Regions from separate parts of the Mus musculus genome. Here all the other regions are linked to region 3. The links are chromatin loops, found by intact Hi-C in ENCODE. Cell type or tissue: gastrocnemius. All regions are shown on one strand. Region 1 has its middle 9.3 kb from the start of Tipin. Region 2 holds the start of Map2k1 (mitogen-activated protein kinase kinase 1). Region 3 holds the start of Snapc5 (small nuclear RNA activating complex, polypeptide 5).

Region 1 (5,000 bases), 93 kb after region 3:
TGCTTAAAATTTAGCTCCTGCCTAGCATGTTTGTACAGTCTCCAATCCCAGGTAAAGTCAAATCAAGGTCAACCTGGTCGATACAGTGTTTTCCAGACCAGCATGTGCTGCACATATACACATACAATCAAAACACTCATCCAAATTAAAAATTAAATAAATATTTCAAAATGAAAACAAACATTAACTAAAAAAATTTAAGTGCTTTTCTATTATATCCCTGGTGCATATAACTCAAGTTTAAAACTTAACTTTGGAGGAATACGCATGAATTTTTTTTTCTTTCTGGTTTTTCGAGACAGGGTTTCTCTGTGTAGCCCTGGCTGTCCTGGAACTCACTTTGTAGACCAGGCTGGCCTCGAACTCAGAAATCTGCCTGCCTCTGCCTCCCAAGTGCTGGAATTAAAGGTGTGCACCACCACTGCCCGGGTACTCATGAATTGTGATGTGTTTATAAAAAGATAAAGAGGGGAGGTATGTTCTATGGAGGTGTGGTGAGGTATGGGGAAGGGGATGCCTCTGCGGGCCCATGCCTCAGAAGGAGGCATCCCTTCCTTCTGAGGGACCAGCCACAGGACAGTATCATATAGAATAGAGTTTATTCAGGGCATAGAGAGGGGGTTATGAGGGTAGTAGAGGCAGAAAAAGGCAGAGAGAGTAGAAAGGTAGAAAAGTAGAAAAGTAGAGGCCAGCCATGGAGAGAGGGAGAAGGGAAGGGGGAGGGGGGAGGGGACAAAGCAGTAGCAAGAAGGAAAGAGCAAGAGACTAAGAGGGCAAGAGAGTGAGGAGGGGGCAAGCAGCCCCTTTTATAATGGGTCAGGCCTACCTAGTTGTTGCCAGGTAACTGTGGGATGGAGCTTAGACAGAATGCTAAAAAGTTGTGTGTTAGAGGACAGGTGATTCCTCTGGCCTGCCCTCAGGGACTTAGCAATTGCTTATGTCATGGCCTGCTACCTCCAGGTGGGACAGCAGGTGTGTGAAACTGGATAAAAGGACTGTCAGCCACCCCAGGCCCCAATATCTGTTTCTGGTATTCTTTCTCTGTCTGTCTCTGTGTCTTTGTCTCTGTCTCTCTCTCATGTGTGTGTGTGTGTATCTGTGTGTGTGTCTGTCTGTATCTCTCTCATCTGTCTGTCTGTATCTCTCTCCTCTGTGTGTGTGTGTGTCTGTCTGCTGTCTCTCCTCTGTGTGTCTGTCTCTCCTCTGTGTGTCTCCTCTCTCTCTCTCTCTCTCTCTCTCTGTAAATAGTGTGCTCTTGCTGAGAGAAGATGCTCTCCCCATCTACCTGCCTGTCCACCTGCCCACTCATCTGCCTCTCTCCTTCCCTGGTCCTCACTCCTTTCCCTTCCCCCAATAACCCTTTCACTCCAGATCTGGCACATGGCATCATTACTCAGTGGCACACCTTGGCATGGGCATGCCAAAGGTACCCCCCCCCAGCATTAAATTTCACAACCATGTTCAAATTTTGCTACATCCTGCAGGGCTGGAAACCTGACTGTGTCAACACAGAAGTGAAGAAATTGCAGACAATGGAAGAAACAACAGACACACAGGCTGGGGTCATGTGGGCTTTGCTTGCTGATGGAGGCCACCTACTACATGACTTGGAGGGGTTAGCTGGTCCCCAGGGGACGTCTCTGTAGTGCAGCTTCGCAGCCTCGGTGAAGAGGAACCTACTACAAGACTTTCTGTACCCTGGTTTTAGTGAAAGGTCAGTTGTTTCTCAGCACTTACCAGAGAAGGCTTTGCTCTTCCTGTGGGCTGAGAATAGTGCCCTTGTCAATGATAACATTCTCTCAGGGCTTCATCTGCTCCTCACACAGATTTGTGTACAACAGATACTCATTTCAGCATTCACACACACACACACACACACACACACACACACACAAAATGTGATTTTTCTTCACTTGAGAGGAACTGTAAGATGTTGACAGGCTGGGCTGCGGTTGTGCACGCCTTTGATCCCAGCATTCTGGAGGCAGAGGCAGGCAGATCTATCTCTGCAAGTTCTATGATCATTTCTGCTCGTCTGTTAAGCTATGTATCCTGCTGTATTAGTTTGTCCTCATTGACAGAGTCGGGGAGGAAGATCAGTCAGTAAAGTGCTTGCTGCACAAGAATGAGGACCTCGCTGGGTGGCTGCAGAGCACGCCTTTAATCCCAGCACTCGGGAGGCAGAGGCAGGTCAGGGCTAGCCTGGTCTACAGATTGAGTTCCCAAAAGAACAACAACAATTGAGGGCCGGAGTCTGGACCTCTGACTCCCATGGAGTAAATAAACAGATCCGTAAGTAGGTAGGTTTTGGACCTCAGTACCAAGGGACTGAGGTTTATTTTACATATCAAAGCAGACCTGGTTTCCGGGTTCTCCCAGCAACCCTCAGTCCCTACCTGGTATATCCTGCACCCACCTCTGAACTTTCCAAACTAGGGACTAGGCTGCCCTTCCCCCAGAGATTCTTCCCTATGTAATCCAGATAATTTGCGTGCTCCCTTACTCCCTCTCCCTCCTTCCTCCCCTCCCCCCCCTCTCTCTCTCTCTCTCTAAAGATTTATCTATTATATCTTAAGCACACTGTAGCTGACCTCAGACACACCAGATGAGGGCATCAGAAGAGGGCGGTTGTGAGCCACTATGTGGCCGCCGGGACCCGAACTCGCGACCTCTGGAAAAGCAGTCAGTGCTCTTAACCGCTGAGCCTTCTCTCTCTTTGAGCACTCCCTTTATCTCTTTCTCCCAACCCCCAATCACTATGGTGACTTCCGTGGCCTCCGTCCCTGGGGCCAGTGTACTCGCCTGAGAACAGCTTCCCAATAAACCTGTCTTTAATATATTCTAATCTGGTTTGACTTGGTTTATTTCACCGCCCGCTGAGAAAAAACTTATCAAGTAGATAGTGAGGTAGAGAGGTAGACAGACAGACAGACAGAATACTGAGACAGACGGATTGCCAGAGACAGAGGGATTGCTGGATTGGCCCACCAGTCTAGCTGAATGGTTGTGACTAGCTCGAAGGTATCCATCGCCCTCTTCTGGACTCCACTGACACTGCATTCAATGTCTGCCAATTCCTTTCTTTTACACACACACACACACACACACACACACACACACACACAATTAAAAATAAAATTTAAACATTTGTTTTCAAAACAGCTTCTCCATAAAGCCTCGACTGTCCAGGAACTCACTCTGTAGACCAGGCTGGCCTCGGAACTTAGAAATTCTGCTTCCCGAGTGCTGGAATTAAAGGTGTGTGCTACCAATACCAGCTAAAAATCTTTTAAACACAAAAGAGTGAGCCAGTGGTTGGCAGTGTGACTCAGTGGTGGAGCATTTGCCTAGCATTAATGAGGACAGGAATTGTGACCTTTCTGTAAAATAATATCCTACTCAGCAACCAATAATTATTAACATATACAACATGTGTGAATCTTAAAGTAACCAAGCAGAATGAAAGAAGCCACGCACCAAATAGGTTCTTATCATACAATTTCATTTATTAAACATTCTAAATGTTTAAAACCATCTCTTTCTGGGCATGGTGGTATATGCCTTTAATTCCGGCACTTGGGAAGCAGAGACAGGTGGATCTCTGTGAGTTGGAGGCCACCCTGGTCTACAAACAAGCCTCAGGTCTTATTATTGAAACTGGAAGAAGAGTCCAAGTTCAAGTTCTGAGGCCAAGACCACTATATAACCTCCCACTGAATTTGTAGGGATCCCAGGAGGGCCCCCAGTTTCCACAAGGGGACTGAGGTCACTTGCATCTGGCCTATGAGAAGGGGAACTCCTTTGATACAGTCGGCCCCTGTACCCTCCAGTGGGCACGGTTTCCAGCTGCAGGAACTGGAACTCTCTCCTTTTGCTGGCAACAATCCCAGAAAGAAACCCCTAGGCCCTACTGAGATGTCAAATTCACTTAAACTCCCCTCCCTCAGCCTTCTCTAGTTCTGAGCTCTCCATTCAGTGCAGACCCAAGGACTGGCAAATACCTTCTTTCTTTTACGTTTTTCTCTCTACTGCATTTAGTCGACAGAACCTCAACTCTGGTGTGACTTGGTCATCTTCTCAGATCCTGGCTTTCTCTTACAAACCTAACACGCCTCCACATCAACTCCTATGGGAGTGAACTGGCCCACTTTCCCATCAGACGCCACCTGCTCCATCTGTGACCTAGATCCTATTGCCTCTTGTCTTTTCAGGTCTTTGCTTCTTAAATTAACATATATATGAATACATACATATATATTGCATACATACACATGGTCAGAGGCAGTGCTGCATACAGTTGCACAACTAGAAATCAACTAGCAATTTTCCAAACACCTACCCATAAAAGGGATGTTAAATAAATTGTGGTGTAGTGTACAACCATGGACATTTTCTGAATAGCTAAATGCAACAAAGTGAAGGCACCACAGGACAAAATATGGAAAAGAAAAAGTGAGCCCAAACAGAAACCATACACCCTGGTGTTGTTGTTGTTGTTGTTGTTTTTGTTTTTCGAGACAGGGTTTCTCTGTGTAGCCTTGGCTGTCCTGGCATTCACCTTGTAGACCAGGCTGGCCTCGAACTCAGAAATCTGCCTGCCTCTGCCTCTCAAGTGTTGGAATTAAAGGAGTAAGCCACCACCACCCGGCTTGCTGTTTTTTTCTAAGGACAGAGGCAAGTGCTATCAGCTGTGTGGGGTGTGTTGGTGCATGTCTTCAGTTTCTGGTTCTCCTGGGGGTGGCAGGCAGAGGGAGGTCGAGCTCTGTGAGTTCCAGGCAAACCTGGTCTATATAGTAAGTTCCAGGACAGCCACATCTCCATAGTAAGACCCATGTAAAGAACATGAAACAAACAAAGGAACAAAAAAACAAAGCAAAACAGAAAGAAAAACCTCACCTCCCTTCCTCCCCAAATAAAACAACACAAAGTAGCAACAACAAAACACAAAGAAATCTGAGCTGGAGAGTAGCTCAGTGGTTAAAACCACTTGCTGCTCTTGC
Region 2 (5,000 bases), 75 kb after region 3:
GAGCATACACCGGCTGGTCCGAGGTCCCTGGCACATATATAACAGAGAACTGCCTGGTCTGGTCTCAGGAGGAGAGAATGAGCTTAATCCTGGAAAGAGACTTAAGGTTCCAGGGAAGGGGGGGCACTCTCAGAGGCGAGGAGGAGGAATGTGATGAGGAACTGTGGGAGGGGAGACTGAAGGGGGCAACAACTGGAATGTAAATAAATAAAATAATAAAAAAATTTAAAAATAATATGATTAAAAAAAAAAAAAAAGCTTGTGCTAATTCTATGCCAGTCTGGGTTACACATATAGACCCTACCCATCCCACTCCATTGTCTCACAAAAATATTTGTCCTGAAAAGAGTTGCTGAAGAATACCTTACCTTGAAAGAGGGGAGGGGGACTTGCAGTCTGTTTTACAGGGGGTAAACTGCTGTACATACACACTGAACAAATGCTAATTATGCTGCTCAAAGACATATGTTACAAATCCAACGTCAAGGGCAATGTCAAGGACCTAAAGAAAAGATGTGTTTGAAGCAAGTCTTAATAATCTGGCTATGCTCACACAAATCCACCACTACCAGCCCTGCCATTGATACTACTGCAGGTATCAATGACAGTAACCATACCAACAGGTCCTGAGTTATTAAAATCTAGGGAAAGGAGGGAGGGGGGTTACAATAATCTCCAAAGGACAGAATGCCTGAAGCTACTTTCATTTTATCAGATACCTCTCAAGTCTCCTGACCTCAGGGAAAGATGAAGAAGAAACCCAACAGGTGGGCTCAGAAACCCACCTTATGAAATAAACTCTTATCTGTCTGTAAGCAACACTGGCCCCTGCAGATACCGAGCAACCTTTGGCTTTGTTTCCCTGGTCATCGTTCTTATGCCTCAAGTCAATTTCCGGCTCCCGGTCAACTAAGCAAAGCTGGGAGAATAACCGGTGAGGGGATGAACTGTTGCATGAACGGACAGATGAAGAGAGACTCCTCCCTCGAGCAAGGTACTTCTCAAGAAAAAGGCCACGGATGAGGGAGTCCCCAAAGTGAACCAGGGAAAAGCCATGGGGAAATCTGTGAACACACGCCCCCGCTGGCCAGGCGATCAACCGGCCACAAGGCCCCACAGGTGTCAGGCACCAAAAGTAAATGGGGCTCACCCATCCCAAGTCCACACTCAGACCCCGAGGAGGTCTCAAAGGTTAATGAGAAGCGACCTGAATTTGCTCTGCGTCTTGTTACAGGCCAGAATCCCAGAGTATGCCCTTTAGGCAATAGCTAGGGGGGGACGCATTAGGTTTCGTTTTCTTGGGCGAAGATTGATGTCGGTGGCCAGGGACGACAGACACTGTTGGGAAAGAGGGGGATCGGGACTTGTAGGGTGCACGGTCGATGTGAGTCAGGCACCCAATCAGTGCTTAGTCACTGATAGCCCGGCGGCCGGAGTTCCTCGCCCCCCGCCAGCCGGGCCGTACGTGACGAAGCCTCGCCTGGCGGTGGCGGCCTCCCGGCCACTCCCGGTACTCACTCGGCCGAGCTGGTCCCGTTAACCGCCGAGCCATCGGGGGCCGGGTTCAGCTGGATGGGCGTCGGCTTCTTCTTGGGCATCTTGCAGCCGGGAAAGAGCCTGCAACTCAGCAGGGAGCGCGCGGCCGCTTCTCGCTTCCTCCCTCGGCTCTGCCCAGAGTCGGGGCGGCTCGATCAACGCCGCGCTCCTGGGACCCTCCGCCCAACCCACGCGGAGAACCAGCTGCGCGCGCTCGCCGGCCGGGAACTCTCGCCTCAGCACACCGGTTCCTCGGGCTCGGACGGCTCCCTGCGCACTACCCACAGCTCAGCTACAGCCCCAGCTTGGAGAAAGTGCGGCCACCGCTGCTCCGGCGCTCCGAGACGCCGCGCACAGACGTCCCAGTGAGGGACTGGAGGGTGAGGGAGGGGCGGGGAAACGAGCAGGCCCCGCCCCCACGGGGGCTGCAGCGCTTCCCTCACGCCCGCCTGACTCCGCCCCCGTCGCTTCGCCGACAGCCAATGGGGACTAGCCTCAGAGGCAGATGACGCGGAAATACGTCACGGGAGGCGCGGCGCATTGGCTTGGGGCGGAGTTAAAGGGAGGCTTTCCGGGCGCCCTCTGCTGACCAGCGGTATCCAGGTGGCTGCTGTACGAGGTTCTTGCACGCAGGTCATCTTGCCTTTGAGTGGGGCTGCTTGGCCTATTTATCTCAACTCTTCTCCTCCCTTGGGCTGGGTCATTTTGACCCAGACAAAAGTACAAAATAAATAAGAAAAGGACCCCTTTTCGTGTCCTGAGGCCAAGCGGAATTGAGTAAGAGCAAACTAAATTGAACAAAAGCCAGGAGTGCACATTTTTAATTCCAGTACAAGAGGCAGAGGCAGGCTGATGTGTACGCATTCGAAGCCAGCTTGGTCTACACAGCCAGGGATACATTGTGAGACCCAGTCTCAAAATAAAAGAAAACTTGTCAAGAGACTCCTTAAACTAAACTGACATGATTTTTCTATTTTAATTCTACTAAAATGGAGGTACACAGCTGAGAACTCCGTGCTGCAGAGGTGGTAAATTAGTGAAGCCTATTTTGAGAGCAGATTGAAGTCTAATTAATGGGGTCAGCCGACCTAAATGTATCCAATCTCATATCCTCTTTTTCGTTTTCTAAGCCTTTTGGCAAAGTCAAGTTTGGAGTAGCCTGGACAGCTAGCGCAGAAGTTGAGGGTGTTTCTTGCTTTAACAGGACTCTAGTTGGGTTCCCTGCATTCGTGTTTGGGCAGCTCACAACCACCTGTAACTTCCAGCTGTAGTGGATACCATGCCTCTGGCCTCTGAGGGTACATGTACTCTTGTGTACATACCCAAACACACACAAACATCATTAAAAATAAAGTCAGGCACACACTTTTAATCCCAGCACTCGGTAGGCAGAAACAGGTGGAAATCCCTAGTTGGAGACTAACCTGGTCTACAGAGTGAGTTCCAAGACAGCCAGGACTACACAGAGAAACCCTGTCGTGAAAAACTAAAATGGCTGATGAGATGGCTCAGTGGGTAAGAGCACCCGACTGCTCTTCCAAAGGTCCTGAGTTCAAATCCCAGCAACCACATGGTGGCTCATAACCATCTGTAACGAGATCTGACTCCCTCTTCTGGAGTATCTGAAGACAGCTACAGTGTACTTACATATAATAAATGAATAATCTTAAAAAAAAGAAAAATTAAAATGATGATAATAATAAATCAGATAAATCTTTTTTTTTTAATCACCAGGACATAAATAGGTATTGAGGGGCATGCACTGACCAAACGGAGGCAGGAGGATCAGAAGGCTACCTAGCAAGTTCCTCCTCTACCTAGCAAGTTTCAGACCTAACCTGGGCCACATGAGACACTGTCTATCTTGCCCACCCCTTAAAGACTCTAGGTTTAGTCTACCAACTTCCCATTTAGTCTATCAGCATCAAGATAAACAAATATTGTTTTATCCTGTCTTTCTGTGATGGTTGTTGGAGCATAAGATGTGAATTTATCAAATAGCTCAATAGTTCATATTCAGAAAAAAAATGCAGTTTCAGGGGCTGGAGACATGGCTCAGTGATTAAGAGGACATGTTGCTCTTGCTGAGAGCCCAGGCTCATATCCAGCACCTGCATGATGGTTCCCAATTATCCACCACTCCAGTTCCAGGAGAGCCTGCATTCTCTGCTGACCCCCAAGGGCACCAGGCACACACATGGTGCACATATGTACATGCAGGCAAAACACAAATACATATAAAACAAAAATAAATTTCTGAAAATACACATTCCAGCTTCCTCTTTTGAAACCACTCAGACTTAAAGACACTAGGTATAAGGAACAGATAAGCATCTGCCCCGGGTGTTCCAGAGCCAGGTGTTACAGGAAACTCGAAGGTAAGGAGGCTGTTGAAAGCTGAGGCAAGAGACTTAACTTCCAGGCAGGGAGGAAGCCCGAAGGGGTATTTCTCATTGCCAAATACCTCCACCTCCAGATAGCAAGACATCCAGGTGGGGAAGGCCTAGCATTTTAGATGAAAGGTTGTTTATCTACAACATGGTTGGTCACATAACTAGGATGTTAAATATAACTGCATTACTCTCCTCTTAGCTGTAACAAAACGCCAACAAGAGGCACTTAAAGAAGGAAAGGATTATATTGGCTCATATCCATCATGGTAGGGAACCATGGTGGCCGGCACATAAGGCCACTGGTCCCAGCATCCAAAGTCAGGAAGCAAGAGAGATGGAAATAGTTTCCAGCCCTTGTTCTTCTTTTCAATTAGTTATGGATCCCAGCCCATGAAACAGTGTCACCTGTATTTAGTGTGGGTTTTCCCAATTGAATTAACCCTAGCTAGAGACTCCCTCATAGTCACACCCAGAGGCTTGTCCCCTAGACAACCCAAGGTCTTGTTAAATCAATCATATGAACCATGCCAACCACGTATACTGGTGACTCACTGTGAGAGAATGAAGACACAAATGTAATATGTAAGAAAATGTCTGTTCTAATGGAATGTGTCTATCAGTAAATTTAGCTTTTCTTTCTTTTTTAAATAAACCTTGTATCTGAAAGTTAAGACATATTATGAGGTAGATATAAATAGCAAAATGGTTACCATAGTTGAGAAAATTAATGCATTTATCTTTTCACAGAGTATGACAATAGCAGCTAAAATCTACTTACTCAGCAAAAACTCCACATCCAATTTTATCAATTTAGTCCCCATAGTAGATACTAGAGATCTACACTTAGCTGGATATGGTAGCCGACATCTGTAACCCCAACATTAAAGAGGGTGGAACCCGGGCTAAAGAAATGGCTCAGTGATTAAGAGCACTGACTCTTCTTCCTGAGGTTCGATTCCCAGCAACCACATGGTGGTTCACAACCATCTGCAATGGGATCCAATGCCCTCTTCTGGTGTGTCTGAAGACTGCTACACTGTACTCATATACATAAAATAAATAAAATCTTTA
Region 3 (5,000 bases):
CCTACGTGAGTGAGCTACGCCAGCCATGATGGCTTGAGCTTCTAAGTGCCCTAGGTAGCTTGAGGAGCCATAGAAGTTGTATTTCTCCTGTTGGGCATGCAGGCTTCCTGATTCTGCTTCCTCTTAAAGGTATTACTCTGCTTAATGTAAGCAAGCTGAACATTTTGAAACTGGCTCCTGGTGGGCATGTGGGCCGTTTCTGCATCTGGACGGAGAGTGCTTTCCGGAAGTTGGATGAGCTGTATGGCACTTGGCGGAAGGCTGCTTCCCTCAAGAGTAACTATAAGTGAGTTTTCCCTTATTTATTACACGTCAATGACTAATGTGTGCACTAACATCCTCCATAAGTTCTGCATTCACATTTTGTTTGCGTTTTCCATTGTTTGGATGTGCCTCACCTGTGATTATTAAATGAAGATGTAAAGGTTTATTCTGTATCTGGAGAGTTGAAACATTTAAATTAAAATTTGTACTGCTTTGTGTTCAGTTAGAGAATGAGACTTTGGACTTCTCTCTTCCTTCCCCCCAGCCTGCCCATGCACAAGATGATGAACACCGACCTTAGCAGAATCTTGAAAAGCCCAGAAATCCAAAGAGCCCTCCGAGCACCACGGTAGAGTTTTAAAACTTAAGGTCTAACACTTGATACGACCCCTTGACTATTAAAGGGATACATGTTGATTAATGAATGCTACCTCTTGATAGCAAGAAGATTCATCGCAGAGTCTTGAAGAAGAATCCACTGAAGAACCTGAGAATCATGTTGAAGCTGAACCCTTACGCCAAGACTATGCGCAGGAATACCATTCTTCGCCAGGCCAGAAATGTAAGTCAGTTTGGCGTGTCAATTTTTTTTTTTTATTAGATTGCCCCCTTCCAAGACAGGAACTTACTATGAAGACGCTGGCGCCCCCCCCCCCCCCAACCACACACACTTGTTTCTACCTCCCCAGGTACTGGGGTTAAAGATGTGAACCACGATGCGCTCATTGAAGATAAGATTCTTAATTTTCTATTTGTTTTTGTTGCAGCACAAACTTCGTGTGAAAAAGCTGGAAGCAGCAGCTACTGCACTGGCAACCAAATCCGAGAAGGTTGTTCCAGAGAAGGGGACTGCAGACAAGAAGCCAGCGGTAGGCAAGAAAGGAAAGAAGGTGGATGCCAAGAAGCAGAAGCCTGCAGGGAAAAAGGTGGTTGCCAAGAAACCAGCAGAGAAGAAGCCTACTACAGAAGAAAAGAAGCCAGCTGCATAAACTATTAAAAATTGTTAAATTCCAGAGAGCAAGTAGAGACCGCATATTTCAATAAATCAAACATGTGGTGACAAACCCTTGTGTGACTCTTAAATTGTGGATGTTTCCAAGCCCCTTGAAATTAACCTTTTGAAGAACAAGTGGCAAGATGTGAGACTTCATGGTCAAACTTAGGTCATCAGAATTATAGAACAAAATTTTTTAAATAAAATTTCATTCTCTAGGCTGCTTTGTTCCACATGGTAGTCTACTTTATAAACTGAACTTGGGATAAATAGCTAGGGGCCAAGTCCTATGAATAGTGTGTAGTTATGGTAGCCACTAGAGGGCCTATGATGGTAAAAGGGAATGGCGGGACCACCACAGCTATGGCCACTGTGTCTGTAGAGGTGCAGTGTTCTTTGTATGAATCAGTCTGATCATCCTAGAATTATCATCGTTTCCTCTTGCCTTGATGTTAAAACTGCTAGCAGATAATGATGAGCGTGGGTAAAAACACTCCCTGAGACAAGGCAGTTCCTAAAGGTTAGTAGCATTCCTGTCCTTACTAGGCTTAGGTATTTTGGGTATTTTGGTTCCTGCCTGCATAAGTAGCCTTTGCAGAGATTAAAGTCACTTGGAAAGTAGGTGACAGGGTGCTGAGATGAATGCTATCCTAAAGCCTGTGGGGCCAATTTACTGTGAGGGATTACCAAGGGACTGAAGAATCTCCATGCTCTTTGGGATTCCACTTTGTTTTCAGATCGTGGGAGCTAAGCCCCTACTGGCCCTTCAGAAAACAGCTACGAGAAAGTAAGCCCTCAGCCCGGCGCTGGTCTCCGCAGTCGGCGGTGACGTCATCACCGCGCGCCTAGTAGAAGGCAGCGCCCTAAGGAAGTGGAAGGGGATGTTGAGTCGACTGCAGGAGCTCCGCAAGGAGGAGGAAACCCTGCTGCGTCTAAAGGCGGCTCTACACGACCAACTGAACCGCCTCAAGGTGAGCGTACAGCTTTCCAGCTCTAGCCCCTCGGGACGTCGACGGAGCGCGGCGGTACAGCTCCAGGCCGCTAGGTGTTGAGCAGGTTTAGCTCCTGAGCCCGCATCTACCCCGACCCAGCACGCCGGCTCACGGGTTACTGCTGTTTATATGCACTAGAGGGGGCTTTAGTGTTGTCATGCTAGTACTGAATCTCAGACCCGCTTGAGGCGCGAATGAAGTCTGGGAAAGAAACTTGTCCGCTTGAGTTCCCAGTAACTCTTCTGGGAACAGAGAATGACTCGGATGCAGATTTAGGTGCGCTTTGATCACGTCCTAGACATAGGGGTAATTTGGTCCCTGTGAAATGATCATGGTAATCCCTGGTCAGCACTCATGGGCAAGATCTTTAAATGTAAGTGACATGAGGATTAGAGGAGCCCTTTATAAACTGAACTTGTATACTTGTGGTAAAAAAACGATATGCAGTTTTTCTCAGGGCATTTATAAACTGCCCACCCTTATTGCAACAGAACCTCTTACAAGTACATGATCGTGTGTTGAAGATGACCTCCCAAACGCAGTTACCCTGGTGCACCAGGAAACACGTGCATTTTTTAACATTCTGCCTTTACTTTCTCATTAATGAGTAGACAAGCTCAATCATAGGACATCCATCTGTGTCTGTGGAACCAGCTGTCTCCTGGGGTGAGGGAGGGGAGAAGTGGTCTCGCCTGTGTAACCCAAGCATGCTTTGAACCTAGTGTGTAGCTCAGGTTAGTTTTAAACTTATGATCCCCTTGCCTCCCACATTTCTAACCTTAGTGTAGTGGCACTTGCCTTTAATCCCAGCACTTTGGAGGCAGAAGCAAGTAGATATCTGTAAATTCAAGGCCAGCTTGGTCTACTGAGTTGTAGGACTGCCAGTGTTACAAAGAACCTCTTCATAGGGAAAGAAAGGGGTGAGGAGGTAAAGCTGCCCTCCCCTTCTAGAGCAGTTCAGGGATGCCAACCTATATGGCATCTAGTGGAATTCACTCACTATAGTAACCCAGCAGAATACTCAGTGAAATAAATATCTTTGACTTTTCTTTCCTAGGTTGAAGAATTAGCCCTTCAATCCATGATAAATTCTCGAGGAAGGACCGAGACACTGTCTTCTCAGCCTGCACCTGAACAGTTATGTGATGTAAGTTTAGTCAAGTACAGACTTCCAGAGAGAGTGTAGAGTCCCATTGTGCCCGAGCTCTTTGGGCAGGCAAATGCTGTATGGCACATTATTACCAAGTCCAAAGGACTCTGGGAAGTACCATTCAAATATTTGGGGGCCTGGGCGAATTTATTGTACACTGAACCTAGGACTTCATACAAGGTAAGCAAGTACGCTACCAGTGAGCTGCATCTCCAGCCCCTCATAATTTGTAGTTCAGTAATTAGCTAATCTATATTAATCATCCAGACAATAGCAAGTACGCTACCAGTGAGCTGCATCTCCAGCCCCTCATAATTTGTAGTTCAGTAATTAGCTAATCTATATTAATCATCCAGACAATAGCTTATCTTTTATACTTTGTCAAGTTTAGGCAGCCTCTACTCTTCTAGTGTACACCAATATGCCTCGCCTACCCAGGTCTCAGATTACTCCATCCTTTCCAGCTACTCAAAGGAACCCCAACAAGCTAGCAGTGGTTGTTGTGTGTTTGTGGTGGGGCTTCTGTTGAAGCAGTGTCTTTTGTACCCAGGCTAGCCACCGTATGTTCTTCTCTCCTCCTGGGATTACAGGCATGTGCACTCGTATCCTGTTTAGAAACTCTGCTCTCTTTAGGACTATGTCATGGTCGCTGCTCTGTTAAGTGTGGCTTCAAGTACAAAGCTAAGGATGAGGTGCAGGTATTACCCTACTCACGCTTACCAACTGCCTTCAACAGAGCCAATACAGTGTTCCTGAATATACCGTGCTTTGAGAATTCTTTATAAGCTATGTAGCCTACACAGTTACTTTACTGATGATTTCTAAAAGAGCATGGTAGGTAAGTTAAGATCATAGTAAACATGAAGGACTTATTCTCACCGCTTTCCAGGAATGGGAGAAACGAGAAAGAGGAAAGTCATAAAAAGATGAACCTAAAATTGAACTTTAAAGATATTTTTATAGGTGTGTGTGAATGCAAGTTCGTCTCCATTGAACATCAGACACCCTAGAGTTGGGGCTTGTAGCTATCCAGCATGGGTATTAGTACTCAAACTTGGATCTTTTTGGAAAAGAAACAAGTACTCTTTTGTTTGTTTTGTTTTTTCTAGACAGGGTTTCTCTGTATAGCCCTGGCTATCCTAAAACTCACTTTGTAGGCCAAGCTGGCCTCTGTCTCCTGAGTGCTGGGATTAGACGTGTGCACCACCATCACCTTGCAGGCAACAAGTACTTTAACTGCTAATCATTTCTCCAACTCATGATGAGATTTGATTTTAAAAAGAATTTGCTGGGCTGGCGAGATGGCTCTGTGGTTAAGAGTGCCGACTGCTCTTCCGAAGGTCCCGAGTTCAAATCCCAGCAACCACATGGTGGCTCACAACCATCCCTAATGAAATCTGATGCCCTCTTCTGGAGTGTCTGAAGACAGCTACAGTGTACTAACATATAATAAATAAATAAATATTTAAAAAAAAAAAGAATTTGCTGTTTTGAGGCTTAATTCTAATGCTGTTATTCTACAGTAATTCTAATGCTGTTATTTTGCACAGATGTCCCTACATGTAGACAACGAAGTGACAATAAATCAGACTACACTGAA

What was found. A loop is a pair of places that touch in the nucleus more often than their neighbours do. Peaks named below come from ENCODE experiments on the same cell type or tissue, not always from the same donor. Only the 100,000 strongest peaks of a DNase experiment are listed, where the experiment ranks them.
Region 1: it touches region 3 in a loop (2.6-fold over the local background); 18 of 42 quality-filtered maps call a loop at or near these places.
Region 2: it touches region 3 in a loop (6-fold over the local background); 22 of 42 quality-filtered maps call a loop at or near these places.

What each region holds. Positions count from the first base shown.
Region 1 is chr9:64,269,822-64,274,821 of GRCm38, forward strand. No RefSeq gene overlaps it. Among named protein-coding and RNA genes, the nearest start is that of Tipin, 9.3 kb to the right of the region's middle. In gastrocnemius, a CTCF peak has its summit at 3,029 (motif pointing left); DNase peaks (open chromatin) are centred at 3,033 and 4,134.
Region 2 is chr9:64,251,695-64,256,694 of GRCm38, forward strand. Map2k1 (mitogen-activated protein kinase kinase 1) reads right to left here and starts at 1,911. Exons shown (of 11, transcript NM_008927.4): 1 at 1,519-1,911. The coding sequence starts at 1,598. In gastrocnemius, CTCF peaks have their summits at 1,082 and 2,130 (motif pointing left); DNase peaks (open chromatin) are centred at 1,128 and 2,032; H3K4me3 peaks cover 2,399 bases; H3K27ac peaks cover 2,465 bases.
Region 3 is chr9:64,177,192-64,182,191 of GRCm38, forward strand. Rpl4 (ribosomal protein L4) reads left to right here. Exons shown (of 10, transcript NM_024212.4): 7 at 130-286; 8 at 530-613; 9 at 706-826; 10 at 1,032-1,371. The coding sequence ends at 1,253. It overlaps Snapc5 (small nuclear RNA activating complex, polypeptide 5), which reads left to right and starts at 2,106. Exons shown (of 3, transcript NM_183316.2): 1 at 2,106-2,229; 2 at 3,308-3,397; 3 at 4,951-5,000. The coding sequence starts at 2,140. LOC115487261 (a small nucleolar RNA gene) reads left to right here; the gene lies at 1-2. In gastrocnemius, CTCF peaks have their summits at 1,554 and 2,338; DNase peaks (open chromatin) are centred at 1,647 and 2,112; H3K4me3 peaks cover 1,606 bases; H3K27ac peaks cover 1,546 bases.